2 separate regions of the Homo sapiens genome follow, and region 2 is linked to region 1. A link is an interaction called in ENCODE POLR2A ChIA-PET data of the cell type or tissue named here. Cell type or tissue: GM12878. All regions are shown on one strand. Each heading gives the region's core, and the rest is flanking DNA. Links, peaks and the distances in the headings are about the cores only.

What was found. Peaks named below come from ENCODE experiments on the same cell type or tissue, not always from the same donor. Only the 100,000 strongest peaks of a DNase experiment are listed, where the experiment ranks them.
Region 2: POLR2A ChIA-PET joins it to region 1 with 8 read pairs; 3 of 35 experiments call an interaction of 5 or more read pairs at or near these places.

What each region holds. Positions count from the first base shown.
Region 1 is chr1:9,801,983-9,809,881 of GRCh38, forward strand. The region is part of intron 1 of CLSTN1 (calsyntenin 1); the gene reads right to left. Among named protein-coding and RNA genes, the nearest start is that of CLSTN1, 18 kb to the right of the region's middle. In GM12878, for the core only: no CTCF peak of the experiment used is centred there; no DNase peak of the experiment used is centred there.
Region 2 is chr1:9,590,166-9,598,064 of GRCh38, forward strand. It overlaps TMEM201 (transmembrane protein 201), which reads left to right. Exons shown (of 11, transcript NM_001130924.3): 2 at 5,725-5,845; 3 at 6,694-6,888. Among named protein-coding and RNA genes, the nearest start is that of TMEM201, 5.2 kb to the left of the region's middle. RefSeq lists enhancers at 3,246-3,843, 3,746-4,040, 3,844-4,440, 7,585-7,899 and a silencer at 3,746-4,040. In GM12878, for the core only: no CTCF peak of the experiment used is centred there; a DNase peak (open chromatin) is centred at 3,446; H3K4me3 peaks cover 2,103 bases; H3K27ac peaks cover 1,209 bases.

The DNA of each region.
Region 1 (7,899 bases), core at 1,090-6,089:
CTATAGTGTTCTAAGTACTTTACAAAATTGGTTCAATCCCCCCACCCACTCTGTGAGAGGGGTATTATTATCATCATCCCCATTTTACAGATGAAGAAACTGAGGCATGTAGAGATTAAGTAAGATGTCCAAGATTACAGAGCTAATGAGCCGCAGACTTGGGGTCTGAACCTCAACAGTTTAGTTCAGAGTTCATGCTCATAACTGCTCCACTATGCTCTTGCAGTGACAACATTTAGGCAGAACTGAGACCCAGGACTTTCTGACAAGGAATGCTTCCCTCCAAAATAGAAAGATGCTCTCTGATTAGAAGAATTCCAGCAGGGCCTGGCTAAATTATATCAGGCCACACTGTGAAGAGGATCCTACGTCAAAAGCTGCCCCAGCCAGACCATTTCTAAAGCTCTTGTCAACTCTGCAACTGTGATTTCAGCAGAGTGTGCAAATTTCTGAGATGTTCACATTAAAAAGTGCTACAAATTTTCAAATAATGTGACTTTGTTAACAGGATGTACTATCCATCCAGATTTTTTAAACTCCACTCTAATTTTATAATCTACTTTCCTGACTCAACTGTACATGAGAGAGGTACAGACTCACCCAAATGTATGCTTTCTGAATATTTTCTATTATAGGGAAACAGGGTTAAAGACACCCCAGACCAGATCCCACTGTTCATTCTACTTTCCCTATTCTGAACTACGAAAATATCACACTGACGACAATGGCAACTTCACTTGTTTCCTCTTTGGTAAAATGGGCTGCCTGGGCTAAATGATTTCTCAAGCTCCTTCCATTTCTAGAATTCTAGCCATATAATTAAGGAGCTGATTTTCTTAGATTTTTTTTTTTTTTTTTTTGAGACAGAGTCTCACTTTGTCGCCCAGGCTGGAGTGCAGTGACACAATCAGGGCTCACTGCAGCCTCAAGCTCCAGGGCTCAAATGATCCTCCCACCTAAGCATCTCAAGTAACTGGGGCCACAGGCACCTGCCACCACACTTAGGTAATTTTTTATTTTTTGTAGAGACAAGGTTTCGCTATGTTGTCCAGGCTGGTCTCAAACTCCTGGCTCAAGTGATCCTCCTGCCTCAGCCTCCCAAAGTGCTGGGATTACAGGCATAAGCCACCACGCCCAGCTAAAAGTACTTAACATTCTAATGCAAAAATAATATACAAGCAAACAGAGCTTACTTAAGTGGGAAGGCACGCTGCCAGATTCTAAAAGCAAAGGATTCTATCATAAAAGGGAGGAAAGGATTAGATAACCTCTCAAGGGGAAACTGGATTTATGGGATATAGTCTAGGCAAAAACCAGATCATTGGTAATCAAGGATAATACCAAAACAAACCAACAAACCACCCAAAACAGCAGCTCTCAACCTCTCCCATCAAGGCAGACAGCCCAGGTACAGGCCCACGCACAGATATTCCATGGGTAAAACCAGATTCTGAGAAAAGCTGAAAAGATTTTTCATAAAAATAAAGCAAACAGTAGCACAAAGGTCTTTTATCGTGGTAGTTATAAAAATGTTTTACGGCCGGGCGCAGTGGCTCACGCCTGCAATCCCAGCACTTTGGGAGGCCAATGTGGGCAGATAACTTGAAGTCAGGAGTTCGAGACCAGTCTGGCCAACATGGTGAAATCCCGTCTCTACTAAAAATACAAAAATTAGCTGGGTGTGGTGGTATATGCCTGTAATCCCAGCTACTTGGGAGGCCGAGGCACAAGAATTGCTTGAACCCAGGAGGTGAAGGCTGCAGTGAGCAAGATCACACCACTGCACTCCAGCCTGGGCAACAGAGCAAGACTCCATCTTAAAAAAAATTAAATAAAATTAAATTTTTTTTAAAAAGTGTTTTACAATGACATCAGCCATTTAAAGGTCTCAAAAAGGCCATCTTGTGAGGAAAAACGAAAGTGGTAATCTTTTTCAACTACTGAACTTTTGTTAAAGCCTTGATCTTTTTCTAGACCTCAGGAAAATATTAATATGGTGAAAGGATACACTACCAAAGAATAAGCCCAAATAAACCTGATTTTAACGTTTACTTATATTTTTGTACCTATTCTTGCCTTTCCCTTATTAAAGGCGAGGGGCCGGGTACGGTGGCTCACGCCTGTAATCCCAGCACTTTGGGAGGCTGAGGCGGGCGGATCACGAGGTCAAGAGATCGAGGCCAGCCTGGCCAACATGGTGAAACCTCGTCTCTACTAAAAATACAAAAAAATTAGCCGGGCGTGGTGGCGGGCGCCTGTAGTCCCAGCTACTCAGGAGGCTGAGGCAGGAGAATGGCATGAACCCGGGAGGCAGAAGTTGCAGTGAGCTGAGATCATGCCACTGCACTCCAGCCTGGCGACAGAGAGAGACTCCATCTCAAAAAAAAAAAAAAAAAAAAGGCGAGGGTAATAATCCACAAGCACGCAGATCCTGACTGCACATGGGAATGGACACCACCTGTCCACCTGTGAGGGCCTCCCTGGGAGCAGCAGCAGGTGCTCTATGTTATGGGCAATTCCAGGCCATATGGAGTTCAATAATGAACTCCACCCAGCTTCTCCACTTAAGAAAGCAAGGAGTGGCAGGAGCTGTGGCTCACACCAATCATCCCAGCACTTTAGGAGGCCAAGGTGGGCGGATCACTTGAGCCCAGGATTTTGAGACCAGCCTGGGCAACACAGTGAAATCCCGTCTCTACAAAAAATACAAAATTTCAGGCAGGCATGTAGTCCCAGCTATTCAGGAAGCTGAAGTGAAAGGATCACCTGAGTTCGGAAAGTCAAGGCTGCAGTGAGCCGAGTTTATGCCACTGCATTACAGCCTGGGCGATGGAGTGAGACCCTGTCTTAAAAAAAGAAAGGCCGGGCACAGTGGCTTATGCCTGTAATCCCAGCACTTTGGGAGGCCGAAGCAGGAGATCACGAGGTCAGGAGTTCCAGAACAGCCTAGCTAACACAGTGAAACCCCGTCTCTACTAAAAATACAAAACTTAGCTGGGCGTGCTAGTGCATGCCTGTAATCCCAGCTACTCGGGAGTGAGGCAGGAGAATCACTTGAACCTGGGAAGCAGAGGTTGCAGTGAGCCGAGATCGCGCCATAGTACTCCAGCCTGGGAGACAGAGCAAGACTCCTCTCAAAAAGAAAAAAAAGAAAAGAAAGCAAGGGGCAATGTAAACTATGAAGAGACATAATTCCAGGAAAAAGTTGAACTAACTCTCATTTCGTTTTTAAGCAAGTAAATCACTAGTAAGCTTTGCTTTGTTACTTCAACTATTATTTAGAAGCAAATTACTGGTGACATGTCCCCTAGTTGTATCTTGACATCAATGACTGCCCTAGAGCAGCAGTTATCAGAGCGTGATCTAAGGACTCCTGCGGGGGCAGGGAGGAATCCCCAAAGCTCTCTCTTTCCCAACTATATCTGTGTGAAGCTCAGTTTTCTTCATCTACTTCAAACAGATAACAGACAATGCAGAATCTAGCTGTTTTCTCTTAAGTTGGACATTAATGAGATTAGCAAAAACTTAAAATGCCAGTCTTCTTACTAAGTTGTTTCTGGTTTTTGGAAAACAGTTAATTTTCACTAAAAATGTGTTATTTAGGTTGGGCACAATGGCTCACACCTGCAATCCCAGCACTTTGGGAGGCCGAGGCAAGTGGATCACCTGAGGTCAGGAGTTCAAGATCGGCCTGGCCAACATGGTGAAACCCCATCTCTACTAAAAATACAAAAATTAACCAGGTGTGGTGGTGCGCGCCTATAGTCCCAGCTACTCAGGAGGCTGAGGCAGGAGAATCGCTTGAACCCAGGAGGCGGAGGTTGCAGTGAGCCAAGATTGTGCCACTGCACTCCAGCCTGGGTTACAGAGCAAGACTCTGTCTCAAAAAAAAAAAAAAAAAAAAGTTATTTAAGTCACCATGCAATGGGTTTATCATTGCTATTTTAAATAATTTAATAATTACATTATTTAATAGGTTCTCACTTTTTATTTCTAATAAATATCCATAGATAAAACCCACATATGGCTGAGCACGGTGGCTCAAGCCTGTAATCTTAACATTTTGGGAGGCCAAGGCAGGTGGATCGCTTGAGGTCAGGAGTTCAAGACCAGCCTGGCCAACATGGCCAAATCCTGTCTCTACTAAAAATACAAAAATTAGCTGTCCATGGTGGTGGGCACCTGTAATCCCAGCTACTCCAGAGGCTGAGGCAGGAGAATCGTTTGAACCCAGGGCAGGGGGGGTGGAGGGGGGGAGGTTGCAGTGAGCTGAGATCACGCCACTTCACTCCAGCCTGATAAGAGCAAAACTCTGTCTCGAAAATACAAACAAACAAAAACACATAACCACAAGCTCTTTAAAGTCCATGGTAATTTTTGAGCACAGGGGTCCTGAGACCAAACAATCTGGGAACCCTAAAGGGTTAGGTTGGGTTCAATTCTACTACATCCCTCTAAGGGATTAGTTTACACACCATACCTGGGGCAAATGTCTGCTGAATGAATGACTTTAAGAGAATGTTACAAAATACCCTGTAGAATATGACTGCATTTTGTTTAAAACTTTATGTAGTTAAATTTGTACAAAGAAAAAAATCTATAAAAATAGACACGAGGCCGGGCGCGGTGGCTCACGCCTGTAATCCCAGCACTTTGGGAGGCCGAGGCAGGTGGATCACGAGGTCAGGAGATTGAGACCATCCTGGCTAACATGGTGAAACCCTGTCTCTACTAAAAATACAAAAAATTAACCGGGCGTGGTGGCGGGCACCTGTAGTCCCAGCTACTCGGGAGGCTGAGGCAGGAAAATGGTGTGAACCCAGGAGGTGGAGCTTGCAGTGAGCTGAGATCACACCACTGCACTCCAGCCTGGGCAACAGAGTGAGATTCCGTCTCAAAAAAATAAAAATAAAAACAGACACAAAATGTTTACACTAATGATGTCAAAGAGGCAGTCTTTTAAGTCTTTTTACCTTACTTTCATTCTATTTTGGACTAACTGTGTTTTCTTGTTCTACAGTAAGGGCGTGGGGGGGGGTCTGGAGCAGCATTGCCTAAAGTGTGTTCCCCGGGACACTGGTGCCACAGGTGCGGCAGAAAGAGTCCCAGGTCAAGTGAGTTGGTTTTACCCCCGGCTCAGCAATTCCTCCAAGTGCACTCAAGCCTGTGAGAAGCCCTGCAGTAACGAAACCTGTTTAACGTTAACAGCGCTTCCCAAGCTTACATGACCGAGACCTCATTGACCTAACAGCACCTGTCCACGTCACACACCTAGGGAGACCCATCTCTCATCCTAGATGAGTTTCAAGGGGAAGCCTGCAGTTGGTCACTACATCCTTACCATTAGAAGTCACTACACGGACTACGTCACCATTATTTACAAACGACAACTTCTAGCAAAGATAATATTAAATGATACATGATACATCCCACTGGAATAGCTGGGAGTTACATCAAATACATTTTTTACACTGACTTTAGTAAAATGCCTCTATACAAGGGAGTAAATTTACTTCATATAGATTTAGGAACTTGGTAAATTCAAGTAACAATTTTAAATAGCAATATTTCAGTTAAATTCTTTGATGAAAAACACTAAGCGCGTCTGGCCCTAAGTCATTCCTCCACACAGCGTACAGCAGTCAGCATCCCCTGAAAGGCGTGGCCACCGTGAAGAGGCAGGGCCTGCAGAGGCGGCTGCTTGCAGAGGGCCCACCGCCCCCGGTTGTGGCTCTCCTGCCTCTCCTCCACCTCAAAACCTTTCTGCCCTTGGAGGCCGTGCCTCTGCCTGGGCATGGGGGCCCCTCCTCCCTGGGCTTCCTGACGTGCTTCTGCAGATCCCAGTGGCAGGCTACTCTCTCCCTCCTTTTCTTCTCACTGGCTCGGTCACCTAGGACCCCAGGAACTAGGCTTCTGCCTCCTTCACAACCCTTCTCTGGTACCTCGGCCTCCTAGCCCCTTCATCCCAGGTGGGGGTCAAGGGGCCACTGATTGTGGCTGCTGCCCCCACAGAATCCTGCGGCGCTGCCACTCCAATGCCTCCCACCACTCCACCTTAACCAGCGCCTCACCGCTGGTTTACAGAATGACAGCAGTCCCTCTGTATCCACCAGGGTAGTGGTTCCAGGACGCCAGTCTACACCTGAATCCACACATACTCAAGTTGTTGGTCCTGCAGGACCCAAGTATTCAAAGAGTCAGTGCTTCCCATATGCGGGTGTCACAGCCCACAAATACTGTATTTTCCATTCACGTTTGGTTGAAAAAATCCACTTATAAGTGGACACATGCAGTTCAAAGCCATGTTGTTCAAGGCTCAACAGCACTGTACTGCAACGTGGGTGAGCGTGAACGCATGTGCATGCATGCGCTGGAATTTACTGCCAATCTACCCAATTTCCACTTGTTATAGGTTAAATATGTTTCTGACAGTCACTTTTGGAGCTTTATAAGCATTGTTTATAACAAATTTCCACGGGGAAGATACAATTTGGGTTCCAACTTGAACTCCAAACCGATCAATATGAGTTACCTTTCCAAATCAGAAATGGCTTAGGTACCAGGAAACAATGTATCAAGACAAAGCTAGGTTGAGGCAGTTTGCCAGTAATTACTAGACGATCCCATGAGCGGAGGTAGTCAGGAATTTCAGCAAGGGGCCAGTTCGGTTTACCCAGGCCTGGGGACAGACTGAGTGGAGAAATAACACGTGCCCGAGCTCTCAGGAAAAAGGCCTCAATCTGACCAGAACTAGCACGGACTCACATTGGTTGGCCACTGCTGTGGGCTGCTCAGATGCCAGGGTTCCATCACTGCTCTCTGCACCAGCTTGCCCCAGCTTACCTGTCTGTACTTGGGTTTCCAAACGATAAGAGTACAGCCGGGACTGCTCTAGCCTGAGCCAAGGCTGCTGTCCCAAATCCTCATCTGGTCTCCTGCATTCTAGATATAACAGAAACTTCAGGAAACCCTTTTCCCCTTCTCCTTCAGGCCTAAGCAACAACCAGATTTGGCCCAAGGGGCCCATGTTTGTTCTCCCTTTGTCCCTGGCTTCACTGTCCACCAGAGTGAAAACCTCATACGCAGAAAACACCCACAACCCAAGCTGAGGGGAAACAATGGCCCTCCAGGCTCTGCCCTTATTCTCTGCCAAGACTTACACCTCTGGCCTTATGCTGTCACTGTCCGCTGGCCACAGATGCCTCCCAGAGCCCTCCCTGAGAAGACACAGGATGTGAGTGACAGCCCATCAGACACACACCCCCCAGCCTCCAGGAGTCACTCTGAAGCGCCCGCCCAAATGCGGATCTGCCTTACTCGCCTGATGGTCTGTCCTCTTCCTGGGTCAGCACCCAATCCTGAATAATTCACTCCTTCAATCTCTGCAGTCAGGCTCCTGTGCACACCACTCTGCACCGTGCATTCCTGAAGATAACATGAACGGCCTCTTAATCACCACCCCACCTGCCTCTCCTCGGTACTCATGCTTGCATTCACTTCTCTAAAATCTAAACTGGGCCAGGCAGGGTGGCTCATGCCTGTAATCCCAGTGCTTTGGGAGGTCAAGGAGGCTGGATCACTTGAGGTCAGGAGTTTGAGACCAGCCTGGTCAACATGGTGAAACCCCGTCTCTACTAAAAATATAAGCAGTGGCTCACGTCTGTAATCTTAGCATTTTCGGAGGCCTGGGCAGGTGGATCATGAGGTCAAGAGTTCGAGACCAACCTGGCCAACATGGTAAAACCCCATCTCTACTAAAAATACAAAAATCAGCCGGGCGCGGTGGTGGGTGCCTATAATCCCAGCTACTCGGGAGGGTGAGACAGAAGAACTGCTGGAACCTGGGGGACAGAGGTTGCAGTGAACCGAGATCACACCACCGCACTCTAGCCTGAGGGA
Region 2 (7,899 bases), core at 1,101-6,100, 210 kb before region 1:
AGCCCAGAGGTCCCTGACAACCCAAGTCTCTCCATGTCGGTTTCTGCTGGATTCCTGGAAGTTGAGCATCTGCAGGACCAGCTTGTCCAAGCCGGTGGTTTTATACCCAGGGGACCGAGGTCCAGAGACCTCAGGTGATTTGCTCACATTCCCAGAGCATGTTGCCAGCTGAGCTGGTCCAGCACCCGGTGTTCTTCCTGGACGAAGCCGCCTCTCAGCTAACCCAGGATGGGGGGTGTTGCCTCAAGGATGAGAGCCTGGGGGAGGGGATAGTCTGCCAGCCACACAGCACCTCCGTTGTGTTTATTGAGGCTGGACTTGGACTGGGTGGCTCACTGTGCCACACACTGCAGCTGTCCTCAGGGATGCTGTCTCCCCTTCCTGCCCTGCTGGCCACAGCTCTCCATCTCCTGGAAACAAGAGTCTGGGGCCTTGGAGAGATATTGGGCTAGCTGGTGCCAGGGGAACTAGGAGGGTGCCTGGAAGTCCTTTCACGCCCCTGACGACACCAGCAGGTCACGGTGTGGCATTGAGACCCTTGCTGTTGATTGGGCCGAGAAGGGCCAGCCTTTCCCAGGATGCTTTAAGATGTCCTCATAGAGCACTGGGTTTCACCTGGAGGTCATAAATTGGCCACTGTCACGATTCAGAAGCCAGACCAACCTAGCAAGAGGTTGAGCCTTCCTCCGAGGAGGAGAGTGCTGTGACAGTGAGGAACCAAGCATTGACTCTGGCTGCAGTGTAGGTTTTGAATGACCCTCGGGAGGGCATGTAAGGAGAGCTGTTTTTGGAAGGCGACTTGGCTGGGTGGGTGTTTGCAGGCTCAGCACAGAGATGGACAGAGAGGAAGATGTAGAGGGAGTGGGCAGGTCAGCCCCACCTTGTGCTTTAGGACTGGCTGAGGCGCATGGGAAGGAGGCTGCTTCTCTGAAGGACTGAGTCCTCCCACAGCCTCAGTCAGGGCCCGCCCTGGCTTCCCCACGCATGGAGTCCTCTCGCTTCCATGGTTGTTACTGATGGGAGCAGCTGATGGCTGTAAGCACAGCACACTGTCTCCTCATGAAACTGCCAGGGCGGGCTCTACTGTTCTCCCATTTTACAGATGAGGAAACCAAAGCTTGGGGAGGTTGGGCTACCTGCCCCACATCACCCGGCTGTTAAATGGCAGGGCCCTGCCTCGCACCAGAACTTCAGCTTGTCAGCCCAGCTTCAACCTCTGGGTGCTCATGGAGCCCCTTGGCTGCTTCTCTGCACCTATGGGAAGCCACCACGGTCGGCACAGTTGGGGGGCAGATGCCCCAGTTTCACTTCCCTGTGTCCAGGCCGTCGTGAAGTCTGTGGCTTCCTAGGCCTCCCTGTCCCCTGGACGCTGCTGCTCGGGTGCCTGTCCTCAGCCCTCTTCAAACGATGCCCAGGATCCGTGCTCTGCCAGCACATCCCTGCACACACCACCGCCCCGCCTCCGGGGCTTTGTTGGTGTTTACTGGGATTGTCTCCTTTCTAGTGTTTGGGGACAAAGAGGATGCAGCCTCCCAGAGGATATGCAGCAGAGCCTCATTCTGGAAGTCAGAGTCCCCTGTAACGGCCCTTCCCGTTTCCAGGCTCCCCCCTCCCACTCACTCTCCTGCTGCTGCGCACTCTCCCTGAGCAACCGCCGCACCCCGGGCATACGTTGGGTGGTCCCCTCCCTCTGCCGTCTGCCCTGCTGGTGAGCACAGCTGTGCTTCAGGGCGACCGCAGATGCCCCGCTTATTGGCCTCTGTCCTGTGGTATCTGTCACCAGCTGCCCTGGGAGGTCGTCGTTCTTGTCTTGCTCACGTTTGCATCTCTGCCAGCCTAGGGTGGTGCTTGCTTAACTGATGGGATGTTCCGCTCGCACCAGGAGCGACCCTAGAATGGTGGATTGGGGCGTTTTCCATCCTGATGTTGGAGTTGCTGCTGTGGATTCAAGTATGTTTTGCTTGGAGATGGGCTGGAGGCCCTGGCAGTGCTAAGTTCTGAGTTGCATTTTGATGCTTCTGTCGCTGAAGCCCAGGAGGCCTCTTCTCTGGTCCTTCTGGTTGAATGAAACACGGTGTTGCCCACTTAAGCGGGAAGTGCAGGTGAGGAGCTGCTTGGGAGGCTGGCCTCTGGCTCCCTGGCCCCTGAGGGAACCTGACTCTTACAGTCTTTCCAACCCCGCACTGGGGCCAGCACACAGTGTCCCAGGTCCTGAGCAATGTGCTAAGGCCCCTGTCTGAGGAGGTGATGATTTCCCAGGGCTGGGCAGAGACTCTGGGAGCTGGCCAGCCTGCTACAACCACTGAGCTCCCCAGGGCAGGGACCAAGCCCCATCCAGTGCCCCCTCTAGCAGGTTCCCCCTACCTGGTGCTTTCCTAGGCTGAGGACCCAGCGCTGGGCTCGCACCTAGAACAGAGCCCCTCCCACCTGCAGGGAATAGTGAGGCATCCCGCAGGAGCTTTGTTTCAATACATGTCCGTGCTCAGGGCTCTGGAGTGGTGTCATCATTAAGGACACGTGCCCGTCTTGTTTTCCCTCAGTGTGTATGTTGGGCTTGTGGACGGGGCAGGTACAGAGCATGCAGCTGCCCTAGCTTTTTCTTAGGGACCCATCTCCCTCCGGGCTTCCTCAGGCTTCCCAGGGGCTCGGCATCGAGCTAGCAGGAGCCGAGATAGTGGCCTCCAGGCCCTCGTGTCCACCCATCAAATGGGACCCATAGGGCCAGCTGCTGTCCCCCCAGAGCTGGAACCGTTGTGGGCAGGGGCAGCCCCTCCAGGCCCGAGCTCCTCTCTTGCTTGTGTTGCAGGGACATTCTGTCACGTTACCTCAAACCTTGCCCACCAACTGTGGTTTGTCCCAGAGTCAAGTTAAGGACGGAGGTTGTTGGCTTGCAGAAGAGAAGTGGGCTGAGGGGTTTATCAGGGAAACTTGGGGGCTTCTCCCAGAGCAAAAACAGGGTCCAGCCTAGGCTGGCTCAGAAGAGATTGACCCAGATGCTGCCTCAACAGGCCGGGCAGAGGCAAGCATAGGCTAGGGGCCAGGACTTCCCCCACCTGCGTGGGGACCTCGTCCGAGCTGTGGACAGTGTTTCACATGTGGTCATGTGTCTGACGCCGCCGTGCTGGTGCCTGGGGGACCTGCAATTCATGCCCAGCTCCCCATCGACCCCTGGCCTACCTGCCTCTTGGGACCTTTCAGGGCTCACCCCCAAAGGCACTGTGGGAGAGGACCCCCTGGCAGGTAGGGCCCGCCTGGCCAAAGTGGGTGGCAGCTGCTCTGGCCACCAGAGAGCCCACCCCCAACTCTAGCAGGGATTACCCAGGGCTGAGAGTGACAGGAGTTAGAGCTGCTGGCCCCAGGGACAAGGGCTAATCCCTTGCCTCCCCCCTCTTCCGGGCCGCCTCATTCTAGATCAGTGGAGCCATTTCCCTAGCAACAGAGCAGGAGATTCAGAATGGAAACATGACTTCCTGGGGTGGGCGGGGCTTCATGGCAGGCACCCTGGACAGAAGCCACAGCCCCTGCTCAGCTGTCATTGGTCCCCTAGGCAGGCTCAAGGGTTGACCTTCCTTTTCAAACAGGGTAAGAGAGCTGAGGGGCCTTCCGTGGGGATAGGAAGCCTGTCACCCAAAGTCAGTTGGGTGCAGAGCCTTGTCCGGCTCAGGGGTGGGGGGTCACACAAGCAGGTCTTCACCCATCAGGACACGCCCCCATGCACAGTTACAAAGAAGCCTGTACAACAGCTAGTAATTAGCACAGGGAAGTCCACGTGCTTAGTTGCCCGGGAGTGCTAGATGCGGGCACCGCAGCAGAGCAGGTCTCCACATGCCCCAGAGCGAGTCTCCTTCCCTGGCTGTTCATGTAGTCGGCGCCCGGTGGCGCTGTCCTAATGCCGAGCACTGAGCGCCTCCCTGCATTCTCCTGTAGGATCCTCACAGTGGCCTCTCCTGGGGCAGGGATGCTCAGCAGCCCCTTTTGACAGGTGAGGGATGAGACTGCGGCCCTAGAAGGCAGAGCTGCTCTCCAAGGCCATGCCTGTTGCCATACTGCCTGCCCAGCTGGCTGGCTCCGTTTCGTCGCTGGTCTGCAGGCCTTGCCCGCTGTCTCCATGCTGTTGACAAGATGCAGCGGTCCTTGTCCTCTGTGAGGGCTTGGGCCTGTGCTGGGGCAGGGGGTGTGGGGTGAGAAGGGTGTGGGCCGAGGCTGCTGGGGGAGATCCCAGCTGCCCCTGTGGGCCCTGGGCCTTCCCCGCAGGGCCTGGTCCCATCTCCCCTTCTCTCCCAAGCCTCCCCCCACTCCATGTAACTTGGCTTTTTTGCGTACATACTCTAGGCCAGTCACTGTTAAGTGCGTCCCACGAGCAGTCCCTTGTGAGGGAGGTGCTTTTGTCCCCAGCTGACAGGTGATCACACATCTCCCTTCATATGCCCCTGGTCAGGAGAAGGGGGTGGAGGGGAGGGCCGGGCAGCAGCAGTAGTGTCAGAAGCGGGAGCCCTGCTTCCCAGGGCCCAGCCTCCCCCTCAGGCCCCTGGCCAGCCCGATGGGTTAGCGACAGAGCTGGCTCTTTGCAGAGCACAGCACCTTTCTGTCTTGTGTCACTGCGTCCTTGCAGCATGCAGAAGCCGGGGGTGCTGTGGTTGCCCCCACTTCACAGATGTGGACACTGAGGCTGAGAGTACAGGAACTTCCTGGGGCTCCGTCCTCCTTTCTCTGAGCAGCGCCTCAGGATGAAAGGCCAGAGGGCCGTGCTCTCTGGTCCTGTGGACGGGGGGCCGTCTGTGCAGGGAGTGGCTGCCCACTCTGGCAGGGGCTCAAGCGGTGTCCTCGAGCTGGAGGTGGCCCCTGGGGGAGAGGTGGAGAGTCGGAGCAGCAAAGCCGGGGCCCCAGGGCTCCCACAGCTGCTGCCTGTCACCCACATTGTTCCTGGATTTCCGGAACTGGGGGGCTTTTTTGGGCAGTGGCGGTCTCTCTGCCCACCCCTCCCCAGTCCCCCAGTGTCCCACAACCAATGAGGTGGGTAGAGGGGGGCCCAGAGCATAGATCCCCCAGTGTCTGGGCTGGGATTATCCCGAGGCCCCACCTGTCACCACACGTGTAGCCAGCGAGGGCCACTGTCCTCTCCACCAGAGAGGGTTGGCCCCAGGCTGGGCAGCTGTCACTTGCTCCCTCCCCTCAGCCTCCTTGGCTCTCACATCCTGGGACTGTCTCTCTCTGGAGCACAGGAGGCCCCTTTCAATCTGGAGGCTCCCTGGGGCGCACCCTTTCTGCAGCCCAGGATCAAGGACCTCGTGGGGGAGGGGTGGTCCTCGAACCTGGTCCCAGTCAGCCCTGGTTTGGCCAGCCCTGGCCCCTGTTGTGCTCCATGTGTGAGCCCCAGGCCACCAGGAGCAGGTGGCCCTGGGTCCCCGTGCGGCCGCACTGGAGCCTAGGGATCTGCTGAGGCTCCAGCTGGCCTCCTCCCCTTGAAGACTGAGAAGCCCAGGTTGGCCGTGGCCTCCCTGTCTGGTCCTGGGTGGATGCAGCCGTACCTAGTCTGCGTTCCTCTCCTTCAGAGCCCTTGTTCCTCCTGCTGTTCTGGGGCCAGCATCTCCAGCTTTGCATCCCCAGATCCCAGATCCCACTCCCAGCACCCTTTCCCTGGTGGCCCTGGGGCAGGGCATGGAGGTCCCTCTCCAGCAGGTGCTGGGGTCTTCCAGGCCAACCCGCTCTTTCCTTGGTCCACAGGATGAAGCCAACGCACACGATGGTCAACTGCTGGTTCTGCAACCAGGATACGCTGGTGCCCTATGGGAACCGCAACTGCTGGGACTGTCCCCACTGCGAGCAGTACAACGGCTTCCAGGAGGTGTGGGTCACAGGCAGGCGGACGGGTGGGCACGCGGGGGTGGGGATCTTGAGATTTGCACCTTGAGACCACCCTGTGTCCCTGCCCTGCCCCGGGGCTCATGGACCCCACACCCTCATACCCTGTCCTCTCCAGGCCCTGAGCATGGTGTTTCGTGTACATTGTCTCACTCGATTCTCACCACTGCCCTGGCGCTGTCTCCTCACTTGAGGAGGAACCCGACGCAGGGAGCCATGGCAGTTTGTCCAAGGTTACACCACTAAAAGTGGCAGATTTGGGGTTCACACCCAGGTCTTTCTGGCTCTGCATCTCATTCTCTGTACTATATCAGGGCTAGCAAACCTTTTCTGCAAAGGGCCAGATAGTATTTTAAGCTTTGGAAGCCATTTGGTCTCTGTCACAACTGCTAACCCTGCTGAGCCACCGTAGGTAATACAAGAGTGAATTAGCCTGGCTGTGTTCCAATAAAACTTGATTGCAGAAACAGGCAGCTCCTCCACGGGTCATAGTGTGCTGTCCCCTGGACTAGACCAGGGTTTGCAGACTGAGTTCCGAGAGGGTAGGGCTCTGAGGACAGATGCTGGCTAGAGGTGTGTGGGTGGGCGGCGGGCTGCAGGCCCTGCTCTGTGCTCAGGCTAGGTGGCTTCACTCGGCATCTGGGCCTTTGGGTTCCATGGAGGTGTCTTGAGAAGAAAAGCAGCTGCTGTTGTGTGCAGAAGAAAAAAAAGAATGGAGATGTTTGAGATCTACCATCACTTGCCTGGAGCGGGGCGGGCCCCCAGGGACATCACCAAGCCTGAGCCAGCTGGGAGGGCCTGCCTGCCTCGAGTCCCACCTCTCTCCCGCAGAACGGCGACTACAACAAGCCGATCCCCGCCCAGTACTTGGAGCACCTGAACCACGTGGTGAGCAGCGCGCCCAGCCTGCGCGACCCTTCGCAGCCGCAGCAGTGGGTGAGCAGCCAAGTCCTGCTGTGCAAGAGGTGCAACCACCACCAGACCACCAAGATCAAGCAGCTGGCCGCCTTCGCTCCCCGCGAGGAGGTGAGGCCGGGTTGGGAGGGCAGGGGTCCTGGCTGGGGCCAGGGATGCTTAGAGCAGCCGGGGGACAGGCACGTGCAGGGTGCTGACTCTGGTCCTCTGGCCCCTGCTCTGCTAGACAGCGGCTTTTCTGTTCTGAGTGCCCAAAGGGGCCCCCTCATCCTTGCCACTGCCAGCACATTCCAGGATGTGTTAGTTCTTCTGACCCCGTTGGAGCTGAGCTGCTTCTCCCCATGTCTTACAGTCACTGCTATCGGGGTTCCAAGCCTAGGAACACCGTGGAAACCCCAGCACCTGCCAGTCCAGAGGAATTTGTCCCTGGGCAGAGGGAGGAAGGGACCTTGGGTTCCAGGTGGGGCCCTGTTGGACCCACTCTGTCCTGTTTCTCTGAATCAGCCTTGCCTGCTGGTGGCCCCGGCAGTCTGCTGTGGGGTTGGTGGAGGATGCCACTGGCTTCTGGGAGGAGGAGGAAGCTAGACATTGCTGAGAGGCTTGGCATTAAGGAGCTGGGCTGAGCTGGGAGCCTCACCTTGCCTGTGCCCTCCATGGAGTCCAAGAGCCTTGCTTACTGGCTGCTCCTTCCTGCCCTCGGCCAGCCCAGGGAGTCCTGTCACCTCAAGAGGCAGGTCCCAGCTGGGGCCCAGAGACACTGGCTTTCCTGGGGTCCAGCCTGGGAGGGAGGGAGAACAGAGGTGAACTCAGGCCAAGGCAGGGATGGGGAACCTGCGAGAAGGGGAAGGCAGGGGTGACTTGGCAGCCAGGCAGCTTTTCGGCATGCTTGGTCGCAGCAAGGGATCACACTCCTGACCCTCCTGGCCTTGCAGGCCAAAACGTTTGCTTCCTCAGAAACAGGGAGGGAGAGTTGCAGTGCTGCACGTCTAAGGGCTGAGAAGGAGGGGACTTGTCTTCTGGGCTATTTCAGAAGCTGAAAGAAACCTTCACCTGCCACAAAGACAGGCCTGGCCAGGGGCTCTCTAGCATTCAAGCGGAAGGGCAAGCGCCACAGTCGGGGTT